Regions from separate parts of the Homo sapiens genome. Here region 2 is linked to region 1. A link is a contact called in ENCODE Hi-C or POLR2A ChIA-PET data. All regions are on one chromosome and are shown on one strand. The core of a region is the stretch at or near the end of the contact, and the rest is flanking DNA. Distances in the headings are between cores, read along the strand shown.

Region 1 (2,933 bases), core at 98-2,597:
GTAATATAAGTAATAGGCTCTGTGAGGTCAGGGCACTTCTCAAGGGTGTGAGGATGAATATCCACAAGTCAGAAGTCTGTAATTTAGGGGTGGTTGGGAAGCACAGCAACAAATGTTTCACGTATTTTGATCTTTCAATTCACCTGTGCAGATGCGTAAATTCTTCTGGATTGCGGAAGAACTGATTGTTCCCTAAGGGCCCTGTTTGGGGTTGGCAGATCTTGCGTACCTCTTCTGGGCCACCAGACCCTCTCTTTCTTCATCACCAAACCCAGGAAGGGCTCATATCCCGTTCTGCAGGTGTGGGTAGGAGAAAGCTGGGGGAACACCCAGGGGTTACTAGCTTTTAACAAAACCACATTTTAGTTGGCTGGAATCCTAGTCATGAGCAGGGATGATTACAGAGGGCTCACCTCACACCTTGTCCTGGCTTCAAATGGACTGAGTGGGCCCAAGCATGTTCCAGAGAGCTTAGTGGTGATGCAACTCCCGCAGGCCACCAGAGCACAGAAATCCTTACTCTGCCTGGGCCTGGCTTTGTGTGTTTTCAGTTGTTCTGTCCTGGTGGCTTTGGGGAATACAATTCTTAGTCCTCAGAACACCAGCCTACACTAACTCTGCTGTTTAACACTTGCCTCTGTTTGAATGTTTTGTGATAGTTGTTTGCTAAAGTTTGTTAACCTTGCCTTGCACATATTAGGTGATCAATAAGTAATTGTATGAATTAATAAACTCTGATCCTTTCTCAGGGTCTAGCTCTGCAATATGCCTGGAGAATAAGTGACACTGCTTCCCTGCTGTCACCACTCCTTCCCTCTGCGATGTATGCTGAGCACCTTCCAGAGCGCTCTGCATTTCCATGGGGAGGGTGCTTGTGCACACACACACAGGCTCGTACTCACTACACCTGTCCAGGACGTGTTCACTGCTCCTCCGTGTGTGTTAGCTCAGGAACAGGAGAGTTCCTGTCCACAACCTCTCACTATCTCTCCAGGTCTGTGTCTAGAAAGATGTTTCAGTTGCCTTTCAGTGTCTGCAGGCATCAACATCAAGCGTCATGACCAACATCATAGCAGAGGTCCTGCCTATGTGCTCGCCACTGTTTACTGCTTTTCATTTATCCTTTCATTTGCTTCTAGCAACAACCCTAAAAAGTAGGTCTGATTATCCGATTTTAATGCTGAAGATACTGCGACTCAGAGAAGCTAATTTGCCCAAGATCACACAGATGAGCCCAGATACCACCCCAGGTCTTTGCAACACATCGCTGTATAAATAATTACGCCATTATACTAGAGCATCAAAGCGAGTTCAGCAAATAGTAAAGGAAGGAGCCGGGGTTCTGAGGCACTACATGTTAGGGCCACCAGGGGACGCTGTTTCTCTATACTTGGACCAGGAACGCAGCCACTCCCCTGCAGACCTCAGGAATGCAGCCTGAGTGTGGCCTTGGGAACACAAGGGAGTCCCACAAATTCACACCCAGTAGGGCCCACCCCACCTTGCTTCAGCACAGTCTTCAGCCCACCCTCACCCCCACAACTTGGCAGGGGAGCATGGGGAGGCTGGCGGTTGCAGATACCAAAGTAGAAGTCTGAATTGGAACATGTGATTCTTCTGCTCTGTCAGAAATTCTTCCAGTTGTGGGGCCTGGCCGCCTGATTTTCAGGGAAATGGCTAACTGCTGGGGCGCTTCTGATAGCAGAAAGCTTTTCAGAGATGGGCTCCTGGGGTGAGAGGATCCTGGTTAGGTCAGTGGCCTCCAAATTGGGATATGTAAGATGATCTGTTGGGGGTGCAGGAAGAAAATAACAGAACCTTTATGTGAGTATTTATAATTTTAATCTAAAAATAAGAGCTGATGCGGTGGCATGGGTCTGTAGTCCCAGCTACTTGGGAAGCTGAGATGGGAGGATCGCTTGAGCCCAGGGGTTTGAGGCCAGCCTGGGCAACATAGCGACACCCTGTCTGTAAAATAAGTAAATAAATAAATGACAATGTGACTTCATTTTTTTTTTTTTTTTTTTGAGACAGTCTTACTCTGTCGCCCAGGCTGGAGTGCAGTGGTGCAATCTTGGCTCACTGCAGCCCCCACCTCCCTGGCTCAAGAGATCCTCCCACCTCAGCTTCCCAAGTAGTTGGGACTACAGGCGCCCGCCACCACGCCCAGCTAATTTTAATGTTTTATATTCAGATTGGTGCTGGCTCTGTCACTGGTTTGTATTTCAAATAGTACTGAGTCGGCAAAGTGTGTGTGGTGAACTGAGAGAAGAATGGGGGTGCCCTGACAGGAACAAGCCTCAGCACAGTTGGCTTGCTCCTGCTGGATAGGATTTCTGCTGGATATACCAAACCTAACTAGATAACACATAACTGAACCACAGTCATCCTCACGGAATTGACAAGTAACTTCTAAGGATTCCTATGAAGAGTCCAAGGTTTGATGGTAAAGCGATCAGTATCTGCATGTTCGAACCAGACGAAGATGCCTGAGCTGCCACTTCCACTTTTTGTGGGGACTCTTAGCTGCATTATGACATAAAAATGACATTCTAAACAGACCTTTTAGGGCACTCATCTCCCAAATTTAAACCTGTCAAAATTATTTGAAATTATATCTATTATCACTTACAATGAACCTTGCTGTAATAATAAAAAATCGCTGTGCCTTGATACAGTAATAGCCAGTGACAGCAGCACAGGTACATGGTATGTCAGGGGTGCAGGCCAAACCCTATTTGGGGGTGGAGGCACAGATCAAAAGACCACTGGAGTATGCCGCAGCCAACAGTTCAGCGTTCCTGTCTTTACCATTCTTAGTTTGTTTTGGGCCAAGGGCCTGAGCTGTTAGGTTTGTGAAGACTTGCTGACATTGCTTAAGGGCTAGGCATTGGAACTATGACCCTTGGGGACTTTGGTTTCAATTCCAGTTG
Region 2 (2,855 bases), core at 87-2,586, 290 kb after region 1:
TGTACAGCTCCAGACTCTTCTAATACAAATCTTTGTTTTGGAACTTCCTGTTGGGTTGGCTGGGACTTGGTCAGACTTGCACCATTGTCTGAGCTTCTCTCTGACTCATCCTGCTTCCCCCCTCCCTTTTAACTTCCACAGGTATTGCCTCCAGCACACTGTTTACATTCCTACTGTGTCTCAGCATCTGTTCTCCTGGGAATAGAACTGGTCCACCTGAACATATGATCTGTGCTGCTGTTGGTGCAGGAGGACAGGAGGGAAATAAGCTGGAAGCCATGGATGTGGAGAGTCTGGCTTCAAGATGGAGCTTGTTTACCTGCAGGTAGGGCTCCACCTCTGCACCCCATTGAGTCCCCCGCCTGGCTGTGGTACGAAGAGCCACCCTGCATACCCTCACCCAGTAGTGAAGTAGGCCGAGGCAGCCAGTGTGGGGTCCAGCGAGTGACATGCATCATCGAAGGTGCTTATTATTTTGATGAAACACAATACATTTCTTTCAGCCCGTAAAATCAAAGGTGTGCAAAAAGGCTGTTTTCAGGGTGTAAAACACCCCTCGTTTCCCTGTGGTGGTGCATAACTATTATGCCTCTGGGGCCTTTGTGCATTTTTCGGGCATGAGTGACACGAGGCTGACTGGGTGGCCTTGGCACCTTGTCTCTTTAGAGAAAAAGGAGACAGTGCTTCTTTCCGATTCCCTATAAAAACCAGTTTTTTGTTGAAGACCTGCCTTTCCCGCTAGTGCCTAATACCAATTATGTCTTTCCAGAGATGGTGAGATTGTTCTGAAAGGATTTCTTGGAAACCTTGTCTTAACAACCCTATCGTCCTAGTGTGATAAGAATATATGAATGGGAGGCCATTGTGGACAGTAATAGGGCCGGGAGGCTTCATCTCCCCATGGAAAGTATAAGACACAAACAGTATAGCTGAGATCATGAGGACCTGGTTTGTAGCAGGTCGTGGGAAAGGAGAGAAGGTGGAGTTGGGAGAGCAGGTGGGAGGTGAGACACATCCAGAAGGGACTGGGTTTCATCACCAGTGACTGCCATGAGTCTAACTTAGTTATCTGGTTGGATAGGGATGCATTTACTGAACTGGGGACCCAGGAGGAGTTGGGAGTAATTTGAGGGAGAGAAGTAACTCCAGTTTAGCATCTTTTGACTCGGAGATGCCTGTGGGACACCCCAAAGAGGACATCCCCGTTAACTTTCAGTTTCCTTTAGTTCTGCTTGCAAAATCAGACAGAACCAGCATCCTGTCAGAGGCTGTTCTTCCCCTTTGGTCCCTCTGCTGGGCTTTCTCCAGCCCCTTGCCCTCAGGCAAGAGAGGAGCCAGCAGTGCAGTCTGCCAGGGGCTCCAGGGGCAGGCTCTTAACACAGCAGGGCCCTTCAGATGTTCCACAGCAGGGCCCTTCAGATGTTCTGTAACTGACAACCCCAGGCCCACTGCCTGCCAGCATCTGTTCACAGAGACACGGCATCACAAACTCTCCGGACTGGAAGGGACATTGGAGGTCATCCACTCCAGCTTTGGGGATGGCATTTTCAGACTGTTCTAATAACTCAAGAGCTACTCCTTCTTTTGTGTGGAAGACTGTTTCTTCTGACTTCCTCTTAATATGCTGCCGGGTCTCCTTCCTAAGGAGAAGCATGCTGGGCCTCGTTTTTGTGGATCTAGCAGCGAGAGACATGACGAAGCCAGATTTGGGAACACAAGTTCTTTTTGTCCTTCACACTACAGCTACGAGAATGGTCTCCATGGTTACAGCAGCTTCTCAGAAATGTCTGGATTTTTCATTTTCTGTATTTCTCTAAATGTCTAGTTTATGAATAATCTGCTTAGGTGACCGGCTGGAAAGTTTCTGCATGTATATGAATATCAAGAAGTACATATTTATATACATTCAAAAGAAAAGTAGGCTGATAGGCATTTTTGGTAATTTTTTTTCTCCCACTGTAAAAATAAATTAGGATTGACTTTAAAATTTTCAAGTTAAACAAGATTCAATGAAAGAAACAGTGCCTTCGTGTTCTTCAAAGGCATGTGAACCATAGAGTGGCTGGAGCTAACCTGATTATGTTTTCTTTAATGTGAAATAGCTATTTGCCTGACATTCCATTCGCATCTCACCGTCGCATTCAACTGGCTGGGACATTGATTTTTTTCTAGGGCTTCCTTTGAACATGAAAGCATTTTTCCTGTTTCTCTCCATTTCCCACCTTGTGAGATACATGATAAGAATGAATCGATAATTACATTGTTGGATAAAAATGAATATAAATTTTATTGAAAAACAACACCAGCAACAACATGGAGAAAGCATACTCAACAGCCACCGGCCCACACAACTCAATGCACACATTATGAGAAGTAATCACCTCTTTCAATTGCCGACTACTTACTCCAAATGAAAAGAAATTATAGACCTAAGATAAACTGAGGCGGGCAATAGAGGCACACCATCTTCGAAAATTTTGCCAATAGCAAATGATGTAGTGATGCTGTTAACCCTCTGTTTGCTGCAGGCAGACCAGGATATCTCAGGAATTAATTGGTTTGGAGAGGAGAAAACCCACTCCTTCTAGTGAACATGGCATCTAAAACCTCAGACCACTGGGAAAACTTTTCTCCTTTTCAAGTCCTTTGAGAAGAGGATTTCACAAACTTTCTTGGCAACTTGTCCCTCCTGCTTAACAACAGGAAATAGTTCTTTATGTCTAGCCGAAATCCTTCATGCTTCAGTTAGTCTATTTATTTACTTTTAATCTTAGCAGGCAGTGAGGAGGCTGTCCTGGTAGGACAATGTAACATATGGGGAACTCACAATGATCATAATCAGATTGAAAATGGAG

The links. A loop is a pair of places that touch in the nucleus more often than their neighbours do. ChIA-PET counts read pairs that join two places held with the same protein, here RNA polymerase II (POLR2A). Pooled maps may share reads with other maps.
Region 2: a loop to region 1 is called in a map of PC-9, with 10 times the contacts of the local background. The contact joins two enhancer-like sites. A Hi-C loop is called at or near these places in 1 of 168 maps with a recorded cell type or tissue (PC-9), 2 of 37 single-sample maps with no recorded cell type and 8 of 50 pooled maps. POLR2A ChIA-PET finds 5 or more read pairs at or near these places in 1 of 52 experiments (activated naive CD4-positive, alpha-beta T cell).

Annotation. Positions count from the first base shown.
Region 1 is chr3:134,307,189-134,310,121 of GRCh38, forward strand. No RefSeq gene overlaps it. Among named protein-coding and RNA genes, the nearest start is that of LINC02004, 4.9 kb to the right of the region's middle. RefSeq lists a silencer at 1,279-1,573. Within about 2 kb of position 1,348, at least 18 of the 41 ENCODE cell types and tissues checked have a DNase peak (open chromatin) inside an H3K27ac peak, as active enhancers do.
Region 2 is chr3:134,597,660-134,600,514 of GRCh38, forward strand. It overlaps KY (kyphoscoliosis peptidase), which reads right to left. Exons shown (of 11, transcript NM_178554.6): 11 at 2,264-2,855. It also overlaps a transcript of CEP63 not described here. Among named protein-coding and RNA genes, the nearest start is that of KY, 52 kb to the right of the region's middle. Within about 2 kb of position 1,337, at least 2 of the 41 ENCODE cell types and tissues checked have a DNase peak (open chromatin) inside an H3K27ac peak, as active enhancers do.